Linked DNA regions of Homo sapiens: region 2 is linked to region 1. A link is an interaction called in ENCODE POLR2A ChIA-PET data of the cell type or tissue named here. Cell type or tissue: A673. All regions are shown on one strand. Links, peaks and the distances in the headings refer to the core of each region. The heading gives the core; the rest is flanking DNA.

The links. ChIA-PET counts read pairs that join two places held together with the same protein. Peaks named below come from ENCODE experiments on the same cell type or tissue, not always from the same donor. Only the 100,000 strongest peaks of a DNase experiment are listed, where the experiment ranks them.
Region 2: POLR2A ChIA-PET joins it to region 1 with 14 read pairs; 7 of 35 experiments call an interaction of 5 or more read pairs at or near these places.

The regions. Positions count from the first base shown.
Region 1 is chr12:70,267,754-70,276,099 of GRCh38, forward strand. The region is part of intron 1 of CNOT2 (CCR4-NOT transcription complex subunit 2); the gene reads left to right. Among named protein-coding and RNA genes, the nearest start is that of CNOT2, 28 kb to the left of the region's middle. In A673, for the core only: no CTCF peak of the experiment used is centred there; a DNase peak (open chromatin) is centred at 3,568; H3K27ac peaks cover 245 bases.
Region 2 is chr12:70,329,087-70,337,432 of GRCh38, forward strand. CNOT2 (CCR4-NOT transcription complex subunit 2) reads left to right here. Exons shown (of 16, transcript NM_014515.7): 5 at 337-484; 6 at 1,201-1,383; 7 at 3,681-3,760; 8 at 6,352-6,477; 9 at 8,303-8,346. Among named protein-coding and RNA genes, the nearest start is that of KCNMB4, 33 kb to the right of the region's middle. In A673, for the core only: no CTCF peak of the experiment used is centred there; no DNase peak of the experiment used is centred there.

The DNA.
Region 1 (8,346 bases), core at 91-8,090:
AGGATTTAAGAGGAAAAGAATAGTCTATCACAGGGATTGCAAACTATGGCTGCAGGCCAAGTCTAGCCTGACATCTGCTTTTTGTAAATAAAGTTTTATTGGAATACTGCCACATTTGTTAGTTTATATATTGTCTCTGGCTGCTTTTGCACTACAATGCAGAATTGATTAGTTACAATGGAGACTGTTAGGCTTGTGAAACTTGAAATATTTTCTATCTGGCCCTTTACAAAGTATTTACTATCTGACCCTTTACGAAAAAGTTTGCCAACTCCTGGTCTGACATGTACACACACATATTTTCCATTTTTTTCCCATTCATTCATAAAACTCTAAGTTTTCTACCGGTATTATTTTCATTTTGTCCAAAGAATCTTCCTTTCTTTATAGCAGGTCTGCTAGCAATGAATTCTCTTAGTTTCTTTCATCCGAAAGTGTCTTTATTTCACCTTTGTTTTTGAAGGATGCTTTTGATCCATGTAGAATTCTGGGTGGACAGTTCTCTCGGTAGCAATTAGCTAGAGTAGAGTAGCAGCAACTGCCTTCTTTAGGTGGTCTGTGGACCTTCCAGTTTGCCATACTTTTTGATACTTTCTCTTGTCTCTTTGACATTGATACCCACTGCCATTCTTGATATTTACTATTGTGCCTATGTGGTGGTTTTTCTTATCAAAGGATCAGAAGAAAGTAAAATTTATTTGTTATTTTCTGAGACAGGGTCTTGTTCTTTTTCCCAGGCTGGAGTGCAGTGGTGCAGTCAGGGCTCACTTGCAGCCTTGAACTTCTGGGCTCAAGTGATCCTCCCACCTTAGCCTCCCAAGTAGTTGGGACTACAGGGTGCGTGTGCCATCACGCTCAGCTTATTTAAAAAAAATTTTTTTTTTTTTGGTAGTGATGGGGTCTCACTATGTTGCCTGGTCTGGCCTCGAACTCTGGGCTCAAGTGATTTTTCCTACTTTGGCTTCCCAAAGTGCTGGGATTACAGGTGTGAGCCACCACACCTAGCCAGAAGTAAAATTTTTACTGTACTCCTGTTTCTATGTAGTGGGAAAACAAAATCATAAGTCCGTGTTTCAAGAAATGTGGGAGAAACAATAATTTTTAATGGCATTTGGAATGTTTATACATGTCCGGTATGCAAAAAGGATCATACCTGTTTTCAGACTTGTCTTTTTAAACACTTGAGTTGGCATCTTATGCTGCAACATATATTTTCAAAATGCTTTAACATCTCACCCATCATTTTCTTTTTCAAAGTAGCACTTTTTCCTGTATAATTTATGTCTTTCCCTAATAACTTTTTGGCATATATTTTCAGTGTCTTTGCCCTGTCTTGCTTTCTTATAGCCAAGTCACATCAAAGTTGATTTAGCCCTGGGTTGTGAATCAGAAATGCTGGATTCTGTTTTCTCTCACTCTGTCACTAATTAGCTGTGTGTATGAGACCTTGAACAAGGTTAGGCCTACCAGACTACAATGTATCTCTGAAACAAGGTGTTTAAACTCAATTTCGCTCTGAAGCTTTTTTTTTTTAAGCTTTTTTTTTTTTTAAGGTCTTTACTATTCGAAGTTACTCTCTGCCAACAACCTTGTTCATGCTGTGATATTCTCATCCAGAGGTTATTAATATTTTTTGTTCCATGAACCTTTTTGGCTCTCTGGTGAAGAATGTGGACCCCTTCTCAATAATAGTTTACATGTGCAAAATTAAATACATATGCTTATGAGGTCACCAGTTATATTGGAGTACAGTTTTTAAAATATTGACTAAACAAACTCAGTAACATGCATATCAACACGAAGTCTACTGGTATATAGTATTAATAACTTTTAGACTTGTGATGAATATAAATGATAATTTGAGATTTGAAGCAACTAAAGTGATATGAAAATATCTGTGGTTTCTAGTGGTAACAAAAATCATCACAGGTGCCTCTAGCACCACTGTGGCTTGTTACCTACATTTTAAATTAAGGAAATACTAAATTTCAGTTAGAGGTTTGTAAAATTAAAGCTCTAGCTTTTTTACCCCAGCCAAGTTTATGTACCTTCTGCATTCAGTCAAAAGACTGAAGATTTATAGAACCTGGTTAAGAATTCTGTCTTTTCCAGCCCATGAGACATTTGGCTTAGTGCCTAATATATATTAGGTGAACATAAGTTATGTGTAATACATATGAAATACATTCCTCAGTGAAAAAGTATTGCTAATAAAGGTTTTAATATTATTGCCATTTGTGACCTTGTGTTAATTATAATTAGTGCTTTATAAATCCATAGAGAACAATTGGCAAACACAGAGTTTTATTTACTACCTGGCATATAGTAGGGCTCAGTATTTTTGGAAGGAAGTTAGAAGAGTCTCTGATTATTAGTATCAATGATTTTTGACCATTTTATTTTTAAATACTTGTTTCAAAATCTCTGGTAAATTTCTGTGTGAAATAATTTGTTTACTTTAGTATTTCTTGACAGGGAATACAGGTATCCCCTATAAATGGCAAGCTGCTATAGTTATCCTTAGTATAACACATGATAAACTGAAACTTAGTTCTTAGATAAATAAAGCAAACAATACGTTTGTCTGCACTGCCTGAAAATTTTGAATTGCACAATTTTTCAAATATTCTCAATTCAGTAGCAGTGAAACAACACATATTGAGGTTAAAGTTCTTTACATTAATAGTATACTACCACTGTTCTTAGAGTAGACTCATACCCCTACTTCTTTGATTCTAGGTTTACTCTAATTTTAATGTTTCTCCTGGAAATGTAAGTCCTAAGTTTTTATAGGGCTTTTTAGTTGCCTTCTTCCTCCTCATAGGAAAATATCCATTTGTTAAATAAAGATATTAATATATACAGAAATATGTTTGTAACCAATATTCTTAAACCTACACTTAACTGACCCACTCTTTTAAACAAACCATTATTTTAGATTCTTAGTCCTGAGTATTCTGAGCATTTATAGCTAGTAAACTACTCTCTAGTTTACCCTTGTACCCTTTTCTCCACCAGGTTAGTTATATGCCTAACAAGAATCAGTTTTTATGCCAATGTTAATGTAATTTTTACTTTAAATGTGATCTAAGTGAATAAAATATGAGCACAGAAAGATAGAACTATTGTTTTAATGAAAAGCACGGTGAATGGTTCGGAAGGACTTATATAAAGTTCTTTACAAATTGCTAAAGGATTAGGTGTGGATAAGCCCAGAGGTTTAGGAAACTTTTGGTTCAATTGACTAAACAGTATGGAAAACTATTTTCTCACATATCTGGAGGAATGGAAGCTTTTGTGTGGTTGGTTAATGCAGTGGTTTAATAATTAATTCCAGGGTCAGATTCTTTCTGTTTGTTCTGCCATTGTCAGAGTGTCAGCTTGTCCACAGGCTAGCTCTCTTTATGGTTACAAGATGGATATAGTAGCTCTAGTTGTGCTATTCTGATATAACAACACCTATTGGGGAAAGAGGGTCTGTTTTTTCTTTCTTTCCTAGAATCCTACCATCAGTTTTTCCCTTATGTCTCACTAGCCAGGATTGGTTTAAATGCCCTTTCATAAATCAATTACTGACAAGAGGGATAGGATTACCAAATTGGCTTACACTGATCACATTTCCTTTTTTTTTTTTTTTTTTTTTTGAGACAGGGTTTCTTGCCCAGGCTGGAGTGCAGTGGCACAATCTCAGCTCACTGCAACCTCTACCTCCCAGGTTCAAGCGATTTTACTGCTTCTGCCTCCTGAGCGACTGGGATTACAGGCACCCACCATCACGCCTGGCTAATTTTTGTATTTTTAGTAGAGATGGGGTGTGCCATGTTGGCCAGACTGGTCTTGAACTCCTGACCTTAGGTGATCAGCCCGCCTCAGCCTCCCAAACTGCTAGGATTACAGGCGTGAGCCACTGTGCCCGACCAGCATTTACTCTTGAACCATGTGGGAAAGTTTGAATATTTGGACAACTATGGTGGTCACAGATAGAAGGGCTTTTAGAGTGTCAACCAGGAGTGTTTGCTATGGTGAGACAGCTATTAAAAAATTAGAAAGTATTTGTTAAATTTCAGAAAGATTCTGCTATTTATTTGCCTTTAAGGTCTTGTTCAACTTTAAACAAAATTGAAACTGGACATCTTAAAAGATGCATTATAGATGTGCATTATACAAAAAATGATGTGAAAAGTTAATTACTAATCCTACACTCAAAAGCTTGTCCTACGTCAGACTATCAAGGGGGAATAAATGTCCATTTGTATTTTAAAAGTATTTGATTTGGCAGGAACTAACTTTTAAAATTAACCTTCCGGTTGCTGGTCTTTTTCTTACTAGACAAGGTGCTTCTGCTGCAGTCCTTGTAAGGAAAATGATGTTTCCATAAAATTAAAGTTAGTAAAGGATTTAGTATATTTCTTGTGCTTCATTTATTCAGTAAAATGTATCTGTTATGTATCACTTATTGTAGGTACTTGTGATAACAGTGATAAGCTTAATAGACAAGGTTCTTCTGCTTAAGGAACTTCAGGGATACAGACAGAAAACAAATGAGAACAAAATTCAGACTGTTGGGTGTTCAGTGAAGGCCTTTCTGAAAAGAGATAGTCAAGCAGACATGTTAACGTCAAGAAGCAGTTTGGCATTTGGAGATTTGGGGTAAGATCGTTGAAAAGGAGCAGCAAATATAAAGGCCCTAAATTGAGAACTGACTGGATGTGTTTGAGAAACACAAAGAAAGGCAATATGGCTAGTACTTACTGAGATATTCTCACTTCTTTTCTTACTCTTTGTTTTCTTACCTATCATTAGTAATCACTATATTGCTTATACCGTTAAGTCTGTTGCTTCTCTCATGCTTCTTAATACTCACAACTTTTGGTTAAGTCTGCTTCTACCTATACTGTTCCTGCATCCCTGCAGTTGTGTGTGGCTAGAGAACACCAGCCTCCCATGGGTCCTTAGTACTACTTGGCAATTCTACCTACTGTCGTTCCTCTAATCCCTTCACTCTCCCTTTCTTAGAAGACCTTTTCCTCCCTCCTCAGACCTGTAACACTTCCTCCCATATTCTTATGCTCACCCGATAACTTCATTTCTTATTTTACTAAGAAAACAGAAACAGCTGAATGAGAACTTCCATAGCTTTTATTACTATGGCCTACCTGAATCTGTTCCTGTTTACTATCTTTGTTTCTGTTTCTATTGATGATATATCTTTGTGCCTATCTAAGGCCATTCTCTTATTAATGCCATCCACATCTGCTCAGAGTCATTACTCCAGTAATTTCTCTCTCTCCATCTTGTATCATCAGCATTTCCCTCTGTGCCATAATTTTTCCTGTCTTTAAAAAAAGCCTTCTGTCAACGCTAAATTTTTTCAGCTATTACCATTTTTCACTTTTATGGCAAAACTTCTTGAAAATGATGTCTGTACTTTGTCTCCAGTTTCTCTCTTCCTGTTCTCTTGTGAATCCAGTCTAGTTAGTACATTTATTTCACCAAAGCTATCTACGAAGATTACCAAGTAGGTGATCTCCATGCTGCAATCCAAAGATTAATTCTCATCTTTTTTTTTTAGTCAACAGCATTTTGAAACAGTTGATTACATTCTTCCTTGAACCACTTATTCCAGTTAACTTTCAAGATATCTACCATACTCTCTTTGGTTTTCATCTCCCTCGCTGGCTGCTCCTTCTCTAAACCATGAACTAGACCATGCAGATATATTATTTTCATTTATAATAGGAAATTAAATCACACAGAAGCTAAGCAACTTGTGTAAACAGATGTACTTTTCGGGCAGCAGGAAGACTAGAAACAGCCCCTGTTGTCTGAATTTCAGACCCCAGTTTTATTTAAGCCCATATCAAATGAAGAGCTTTTAATTTTCAAGCCTGTGGTTCAGAAATTATTGAACTTTTGTCGTTTAAGATCAGTAGGATTCCCTTTATAAGTATTCACTTCATTTGAAACTTTTAAGCCACAGTAGAAGAAAATTTCTGTCTCGAGATGGTGGGCCTTTTAGATAGACCTGACTCTCTACTTATAGTAAATTTTGTGTATCAGATGTGTAGAATCCTCCTTGGAGTATGGATGTGAGACAACTGTACAGTTGAGTTAAAAGTAGTACCACTGTGGAAAATGGAAGACACATACAACATTGTTATAAAACATTATGACAACCAGAGAGCAAATTCATTTCAATAGATTATTGTTAAGTTGTATTTGTTTTTCTTTGTAGATATAGGCAACTTTTCATTTTACATGCTAATTATAGGTCTGTGAAACCCATATTACTAAAATACTCAGAGAAACTGTTCTTAGTTAATATGGCAATTTTCCCAGACCAGGTATGGTATTCTTGAGTTTTATTTATTTTTATTTCACTGAAATTCTTGAGTTTTATTTATATTTATTTCATCTGTCCATCAACTCAGAATTTTTAAAACATCCATGTGATCAAGCAAAAAATTAGTTCATAAGGGCAAGGAAATATTTATGTGACTGCAGTCTACCTATTAAGAAAACATTGCTTGATGTAGTTCTAGAATTTGAGGAACCCTTATTTTAAAGATAATGGCTAAATGCATTTACTGCATGTTTTATTGAGCTCCAGTGAAATCGGTCACATCTTGTAGTTTGTCCTAATTAATAGCCACCCCAGAATGTAATGTCTTCTGTTAAAAAAAGAGAAAACCTGTTCAGCTGGTTCAGCTGTCTTAACCTAACCAAATTCATATTTTAACTTTGAGTATGGTAATGACTACCAAATTACAGATATTTTAGATACTATTTTCAGCTTCTAAAAGGTTTGGGCATTGTTTAAATACTATTGAGTAATGAAGTGGGATGAGGGGAACATGGGGAAGGTTTTTTAAAAAGTTTAAAAGAAGAAAAAGTTAAAAAAGATTCATCTAAGTCATTTTATTTTATAGCTTAGGAAACTAAGGCCAGAGAGAAGTAATTGATCTATTTTTTGGGTTTGTAATTTTGCCTTTTCCATAATGTCATATTAATGGAATTGTTCAACGTGTGGCCTTTGGGGTCTGGTTTGTTTCCTGTAATGTAGCAAAAATGCACTTAAGATTCATCCATCTTGCATGAATTAACAGCTTCTTCCATTTTGTTGTTGAGAGTATTCTGTTGTGTAGATACTCTGTTTATCCATTCACCTATTAAAGGACATCACGTCTTCACTGGAATGAAGTACATCTTCATACATGTACTGGTTTTGGTGTGAACCTGTTTTCAGTTTATACTGGTAAATAACTTTGGGGCATAGTTGCTGAGTTGTATGGTAAGCTTGTGTTTACCTTTATAAGAAACTGCCTAACCTTCTAACATGGCTGTACTTACCTTCATTTTTGAAAGATATTTTAGCTGGGCTTAGAATTCTTTGTAGATAGTTTTCTTTTCTTTTCTATACTTTAAATATATTGAACCACTCTCCTCTGATTTGCATTGTTTCTGATGAGAAGTCTGATGTCATTCCTACCTTTGTTACTCTATGTATTTTTTTCCCCTGCTTTAAGATTCTTGTTTATTGCTGTTTTGCAGCTATTTTACTCTGAGATGTTGTGATCATGTGGTTTTGTTTTTGTTATTCTCTTTAGAGGTTGTTGAATTTGGATCTGTGGGTTTATAGTGCTCATCAAATATATTTAAAAAATTTAGTTCCAGTTTCCCCTCCTTGTGCTTCAGCCTCAAAACTACAGGCAGTGAGCTGGGTGTACTACGTTTGTTCTTTTTCTTGACGATCTCTGTCCTGAGAAGATTGTTGTGTGATGTCTGGAAACCATTGTTTCATATATTTTGTCTAGTTTTCTGTTTATTTAAGGTAGAAGGGTAAACATAGCCTCCTTTTTTCATCATGAAATACATCCTTGCCTTATAGAAAATTTCATTGTAGTTTTGCAAATATTTGTCTTTTCTGAATTCTTGAATATAGGACTTGGTGGGAGAACAGTGTATAAACCTTAATAAATTTTGGCACCTAGGGTGCATGCTGTCTCTCATACTTGTTCCTTTTCACAGATTGTGTCTCTCTTTGACGTATTGTACATCCTTTCATTTCCAATATGAAGGTTATCAACAGAATTTATTGCTGAATATTTTTATTTAATATAGTACAGTGAAGATAGTGGTGACAGATGTTAACTTTTCATGTTTATTTGGAAGAAAATACAGTGTCTTCAGTCATTTTTCTTTTTTGTTTATTAAAAGGAGATAATGATTCTTAGTTCACTATAGAATATTAGCTCCCACATTGATTAGAGTATATAATGGCTATGGATTGAAACTCCAGGCCATGAAATATTTCCAGTTATCCCCAGAAGAGGAAACAAAGCAAAT
Region 2 (8,346 bases), core at 21-8,020, 61 kb after region 1:
ACACATGTACATATATGCAAATAGGCCTTTAAGAAATTTTAGAGCAATATCCATTCATAATATTGTAACTTGTTAGTCATTTACATACTTCATAATGAAATTGAAATATGAAAAATAGGAATATGAAAGAAATATCCATTCATAATATTAAATTTCAGACTGGAACATATTTTTTGTTAAAATCAGAGTTTATTTGGAGTGAATCGAATATATCCATTTAAAATTTGCGTACTATGTTAGGTCATTAAAAGTGTCTTAAATCGCCAACTCCAGAAGATGGATAACAATTTCATTCCTGATGGCAATGAATTTCCTTCTTCTGAATTTTTTTATTAGGTGCACTAGGCCTTCCAATGAGGGGGATGAGCAACAATACCCCTCAGTTAAATCGCAGCTTATCACAAGGCACTCAGTTACCGAGCCACGTCACGCCAACAACAGGGGTACCAACAATGTCACTTCACACGCCTCCATCTCCAAGCAGGTATTTATTGATGGACCAGAATATTTTTCAAAATGTATCTTGGTAGAGTAAACAAACTTTTAGTTTTTTAATAAGGTAATTAATTACTTGATTTTCTGGTTCAGTGCCTTTCACTGAGGAAGAAAATACCTATGCTCTTTTTATTTCAGTGCAAATTGTTAAGTACAGTACAAGTGGTTTTTATACTGCAGCTCGCATACTGGTTGTCAGTGGGGTGGATATCAAGGGTTAATCATTTCCTGGGGAGCTTTTTCAAAAGGCACCTGTCTTCCTCAAAGGAATATGTGCAATTTAAAATTCCTCCCCAGATGATTGTGATCATTGCTCCCTCGCCACACATCCATTGCTCTAATGAGCATAAAGTAAAACAGATGACATAGACTATACATTTAGTATGCAGAGGATAGAACGATATGCCATTGAAATGAAATTATTCTAAATATGTGTGTGAAATACATTTATATTTTATGTCACAGTCACACCAGTAGTTCTCTCATCTTAGATACCACCTTTTATCAGTTGCACTATAATTTGCCCTTTATTGTTTGTTTACTTTTTCTTTTCAAAGAGCTAGAATGACTAAAGAATTAATAAAAATTAGAACTGCAATTTGAAAGTATATTTGAGATTCTAGGGTTGGACCAATTGATTATTTAAAGAGAATTTTAATGAGTGATTGTAGAGAGCTTATTTAGTATAATGGACTTCTTTTTCAGGGGTATTTTGCCTATGAATCCTAGGAATATGATGAACCACTCCCAGGTTGGTCAGGGCATTGGAATTCCTAGCAGGACAAATAGCATGAGCAGTTCAGGGTTAGGTAGCCCCAACAGAAGCTCGCCAAGCATAATATGTATGCCAAAGCAGCAGCCTTCTCGACAGCCTTTTACTGTGAACAGGTAAGATGTTTATTGATACTGTGTATAATTGTCTTTCTGGGTATACTCAGATTTGCCTTTTCATATTTTCACTTTGTTCTTGAGGTGTGGCTTCTCTCTAATAAGTGTGTTTCATCATGCATTTATGTCCAAAGATTCTGTTACCCATCACAAAACGATACGTTTTCTTGAAAATCAGGTTGATTTTGGAAAGCACATTAAAACATTTTGTTGTTGTGGTTGTTAGAAAAGGATTGTTCTTGGATTCGCCACCAGGCAAATTTTGGTTGATATGTCCTCTCTTTATAAAATAAGTTGATTACCTGTGTGGTAAGAGTTCTAGGTTTATGAATAGAACTGGAGACATGTTTGACTATTACTACTTTGCTTTAGTTATACTTTGAGTACCTTCTCAAGTAAGATTTGGTTTTGTGCATTGGAGACTTACCAACAAAAGACTTTTTAAGATCACATCTATAGTATTTGAAAACCGTATCATGTTTAGGGATTCAAAACAAAAAAACGGGTTTTTGTACTTTTTCACTTCTCTTTGTACTGTCTGTTGCATATACTTTGCGAATAAGAGGAGTTACTCATTTTGTTAGGATTTTCAAGCTGTTTGGGTAATTTGTATGAGAATTATGTCTGAAATATAACACTTTCTTGCAAAAGTAGTATTTAAGCTTGATTGCCTACATGTATATATATGTATTTTTTAAATGGAGAAATGTAGGGGCAAAACTACCTTGATCTAGTTGTTATCATCATACCTGTTTGATTCACTTTATTCTGTCTAGTAAAATCTGAATTAAAATAGGTTTAGCACATTTACTGTTTAATCCTCATTCCATAAACTCCAGGTTTTGCTTTTATTTAGATATCTATAATTTTACTGCTCTTTTAAATTTTAAAAAACTTATTTGTGAAGGGTTATCAAAATTCTCATCTCCTTGATACCTTTCTAACCTTATATCTTTATCATAACTTTATCATATCTTTGTGCGTTCTCATAGTATTGGGCATTGAATGTATAAATTTTTACCTTTCCATAGTTTTTCACATTTTGTTTTTAAAATACACTTTGCTTAAATTGTCAATGTAACATGGATCTCTAAAACCCTGCTTATTTCTACTATTGACAGATTGTATTTATTATAAATTGTTTTCATCTCTGAGCACTTATTCCATGTTTGATGGTACCTGTAATAGCATCAGCAATTCTAATATGCTATTAAACAAAAATTTCCATTGACTTTCTGGCTCTTCTCTAGAGTGTTTGTTGTTTTGTCAGCTGCATGTTTTATCAAAAAATTGTTTCACTATAGGTTTATAGATTTAGTCAAAACCCAAAAAACCCTGTCATCTTCATACAGATTAACCCCGCTTACAGCATTGATACACTAAGTGCCTTTTATCAGAAGAATATATGACATTAAAGACATGTGGTTTCACTATAGAATCTGCATTAACAATTCCTGTTGACACTCTTAATTATTTGGCCTTGCTCTAAGTTCTGCCTTATTTTTTTTTTTTTCTTCACATGCTTAGTCTTGTACAAAAAAGGGAGGGAGGCAACTGTAACTATTTACGAAATACCAGTTGTGTATTAATTTAAAATTGGGGACACCATAGACTGTGTTTTCTTTTAAGTATATGAAAGGTAAACTATATTTAGATAAGAATGATGTATTTTTGAGCACTGAATTCAATTTTAAAACGCACCATTCAATTCAGGTCACTACATATTTATTGAATGTCTATTATGTCTTCCTGAACACTAAAGGGCAGAAGACACAGAGAGGAGTTTAACATGGGAGGAGTATGACATAAACTCCTGTGTCCATGAGGAGTTTATATTCTAGTTGGGAAGATGAATACTGTAAGAGAGAAGATCTATTATGAAAAGTAATATTTGCAAGCTTTACCAGTAAAGAAGAAAAACAACTATTTAGCAAGAATAATCTTAACACTAACCTGCATATTTTTGAGGTTAGGTAATTCAGGTATCCAGGAAGTTGGCTCTTCAAGTACACAAAATGGTGCCCTGAATCTGTTTTCCTCAAGGTTCATATATAAATTTTTGAGTTTTTGTTTTTTAACTAATCTGCCTAAAATGTTCTGGTTCTCATTTGTTCATGGAAGGACTTTAGAGAAGTTTTCAAGTAAAGATAAAGAATAGATTCAGAAAAATAATATTAGTGTTGGTTTTGAAACATATTGTTATTTTATATGGAGACCAAAAATACACACTTCTGTTTTTCTTCATCTGAAAGTTAGTGTTCTTACTGTATATCTAAAACTATTTTCTATGTACCCAGTATGTCTGGATTTGGAATGAACAGGAATCAGGCATTTGGAATGAATAACTCCTTATCAAGTAACATTTTTAATGGAACAGGTAAGCTTATTCTGGAGCTAGTACCCTACAAAAAGTATGATAGATTTATGAAATATAAAGCAATTCAACATACTGGTCTTTAAATACGGTAGGATTTTTTATTATGTTAGATGGTAGATTTTAATTCAGTGAAAAATAGGAATAGGATTCAATACAGTGAATAGTTGAGAGAGATGTAAATTTTTTTTACTTAGCATGGTAACGTAGTAATTTGTGTTATAACATCAGGATTATTTCCTTAACACCTGGAGAGAGCCTACACATTAACTTAGTTAGTATTTATGCCTCAAAATATTTTGCTTCATAGCTTTTACTGTCCTCAGCCCTGTCACTGTGAGAACTATAGCTTAGACTAGGTTGGGTGGTATGACATTCTGGCTATGGAGATCCAGATTGAAGAGAACCTTTAAAATTGTATGGAACACTTACGTTTTTTCTTAATAGTTTTAATAATACTAATGTTGGCATTTAACCTTTATGAATTGTTGATTCAGTTTTATGTATAAAATTTAGTTACATGGAAAACCAACTCTGATTTTGACAGTAAAAAATTCCTTCAGTCTTTTGGTTTATTTCTTTTATCAACTGCTTCAGATAGAAGAGAACAGGAAGCTTTGTTGCTATTTTGCTTTAGGTTTTACCTTCTCCACCCTACAGACCCTTTCCTGAGAAAGGAAATAAAGGATGTTATGATCATAGGAGCAAAAATGAACAGCATTATTGGAGAGGATTAAATGTAAAGGAAGTGGAAGGTAAAAGAATGCTCACTGAAATGGAGCATTTGTAGAGGCAAGAGAAGATTTAATAAGGAAATGTCATTTGTAGCTATGAGCTTTTAATTTCTAAATGTTAATGTATGCTCAGCAGCATAGATTAATCACACAAGATTAAAATCTTTGAAAAAAGATTCCAAATTTTAGCATTTGTAAGTGGTGGCTTGTGTTCAAGATGTAGTATGAAATACTGTATTCCATTCTTTCTAAAATGTACATTTCTTCATAATTTAATGTCTTTGAAATCAGGCTACATCTGCATATCATAGTTTAATTGTAGTTTTTTTCTAAATGTGATGTAAATTAACAGTAAAGATGTCTGACAGTGCCATCTTAGATTCTGCATTATGGTTTTATACAGTGCTATAAAACTTGAGAATTATTTTTTAAATTCTGTTTTAACTAAGCATATTTTATGCTAGGAAAATTCCCAATTCTTTCATAAAAATATAGATTGGGGGTTTATTAACTTTATTAGGTTGAAACATAGTCTCAAATAATAAATGGCAAATTTAAATTCCATCTTGGAGGACCTAAAGATATGTATTAAAAGTTAATATATATTCAAAATGTATGACTCATTTATAATCAAAGAATTTGAGAAATTATAAATTGAAACAGGATATAAATTTTTAATTTCTACTGTCTTATTCAGTGGTAATTTTTTATTCAAAGTTCTTAAGCTGCAGAAATAAATTTATAAACTGCAGTTTTTGTAAACAGCCAGGTATAAATGATTTATCCTTTACCCTTGTAATTTGAAATTGTCACCTGTCTTTGAATGTTAATAAATTAATGGTGTCTATTGTTTTTCTGTCAACAAAGTAATCTTGAGATAACAGTTACTGTTTGAGATTCTTACAGTTGTGAAATTTGGAGAAAACTAAAAATTAATTGGGAAGTGGCAAAATAAATTGAAAATGGTAAAACAAAAATTAAAAGCTATAGCGCAGGCTAAAAGGACGGTAGAAAGTTTTCTTCAAAAATTAAGAACCCAAGGTTATAAGAATACTAAAAAGTTAAGAAATTGAGATGATTAAAATAGACAAAGTAGAGAAGTTGGGTTAAATTTTAATTTTTAAAGGAAGCCAGCTGATTGTTTTAACTTAAAATGAACAAAAATACATTTAATTTATTCTATATATATTTATTGAGCGCCTACTGTGTAATAGGTAATATAAACTTCTGGGCTTTGTATCATATTTCTATATTTCCTATCCATTTACCATATATGGGAACCCTACTGCCACCCTGTTGTACCCCACCCTCAAAATGCGCACATGCGCACGCACACACGTTTGTATATGAAAGCGGTCAATTACAGGTGGAAGTCCTCAGGGCTTCTGCTTCACTGCCTGTGCCTCAGCTATATCTTTCTGGCCATTTGCAGGAGGCACTATCATTGTCACCATTTGTGTGTAACCGAAGCTTCAAGCATTCTAGATATAACCTCCATCTGAGCATAATGAAAAGACAAGTTATATCGTAACAATCTCCCTCTTGTTAGCTCACAAGCTATAATTTTAGGTTACCATCTTCCATGGGGGAAATATATGCTTTTTATTCTCTTTGTTACATCTCTAGGATTTGGGGTTTCTATTATGCTGGTTGCGTATTCCTTTGCTAAATTGTTCATGGAATTCTTTGACATGAAATCAATCTGCAAGTATCTTTTGAGCACCTACATACACCTAGTACAGTGCCGTGCATTATTTAGGAAGAAGGCGCAATCATTTCGAATTATATTATGGTTGGTTTTTATAATCTCTTAAAAAATATTTGTAGAATCAATAACCAGTGTCCTTTCTTATTATTTAGACGGAAGTGAAAATGTGACAGGATTGGACCTTTCAGATTTCCCAGCATTAGCAGACCGAAACAGGAGGGAAGGAAGTGGTAACCCAACTCCATTAATAAACCCCTTGGCTGGAAGAGCTCCTTATGGTAATTAAGCTTTTTAATGATGGCCAGTAGAAAGTTTCCATTGTATGTGCACACACATATACATTTACATGTACGTATACATATGCTTGTGTGTGTACACATGTATGTTTGCATTTTCTAATCAGGTTAGTGTAATTTTTTCAGAATTGATATATTAGAAGTGATTTTTCTTCCCAGAATACCATGATAGCAAAGTTAAATGGGAAAACTTTGTACAAAAACCCAAGAGGAAGTCCTCATTGGTATTCAGAAGTTATTTTCTTCTGTTATCCCTGCCTTAGTTTACCTTAAGTGTTTTATTTTGTGGTCTGCCTTTTCTCTCCTTAATTGATCACACATTTTTTCAAAATAATATATTCCTGGTGATTAATAATGACTGACTATACATTGAAGATGTTTTTCTGAGCCAAGGTTTTTCTCAACCTCCACACTGTTGACATTTGGGCCAGGTAATTCTTTGTAGAGAGGAGATGTGGGGGGCTATTGTGTTTATACAGAATGTTAAGCAATATTCCTGGCCTTGGCCTACAAGATGCTAGTAGCACTTTCTGTTTCTAACCCCCATAGCCTCTATTGTGACAGACACAAATGTTTTCAGACATTGGCAGATGTCACCTGGGGAAAAAAAATTGCCCCCTGTTGAAAACCATTGCTCATGGGTCATGTATAGCTTATGCAGACTCTTGGTCTCCGTTAATATCCTTCATCACCCTTTTTCACTGTCTCTAATAGATAAGAAATTTGGCTAATCAGGGATAAATGGAAATAAAGGAGGGGAAACATATGCAATAACAATATAACAATGTAGATATGAAAATTCTGTGACAGCAATGTAGCTATACTATTTTTATCACATAGTTTTTTTCTTTTGGGAAAACCTGATAGAGACCAGTAACAAAACGGTGAATTTAAAAGAATCAGTTCATCCATTATTTTAAGATAGAATTAATATTTGATCACATTTTCAACCAAGAAGGATTTCTGTGCCATTCAGATATGAATACAAATAACAGTATATGAAGAAGGGAAACATTTATTGTTTATATTCTAAAGTTTCCAAATTAGTCTCCCCAAAATAAAAAAAAAAATGATCTGCCCTGGAAGTTGAGTACCTAGCTACTTGATTCTCAGTTCAGACTCTAATGTTTTTAACCTTTCCTCATAGGTCCATTTTTTCATCCCTTTAATCATTCCCGTTGCTCTCCTTGGACCATCTCTAGTTTCTCCATATCGTTCTTGAATTGTGGAGCCCCAAACTGGATATTGTTCTCCAATAAGGGCCCGACTAATGCCAAGTATAGTGGGAGGATTATTTCCCAGTTCTTGCATGTTTTACATCTATAACATGGAGTCCAAGAAAATCTGAAATAATATGGAGTTGTTTTATAATTGATTGCAATTTGCTCACTCTGTAAGTCGCTTTCAAGTAGAATACTGACATATTCTTTTAAATTTTATTTTGTTCATTTGTATTTGAGAGTTAACTGGTATTTATAATATCTAGTCAAATATTTAAATAAAACAAGCTTTTAAACCAAAATTGTTAATAATTAATCCAATATCAAATTAAATTTTTAAGCACCTACGCATGACATGGATTACTGTTGATTTCCCTTGTATTATTTTGTATGTTGAGTTATTAATCAGTAAATGAAAATTTAGTTCTTCATTGTTACCCTGGATACTAATTTTTTGAAGTACGCTTTCATAGCATTAAAAAAAAGAAACCTTTTGGTGTATTATCATGAGGAAAGTTAACTTTATAATCTGTAGCAAAATATCATAAATATCAATTGCAATTCTCCGGATTATTTTCATTACATAGTTGGAATGGTAACAAAACCAGCAAATGAACAATCCCAGGACTTC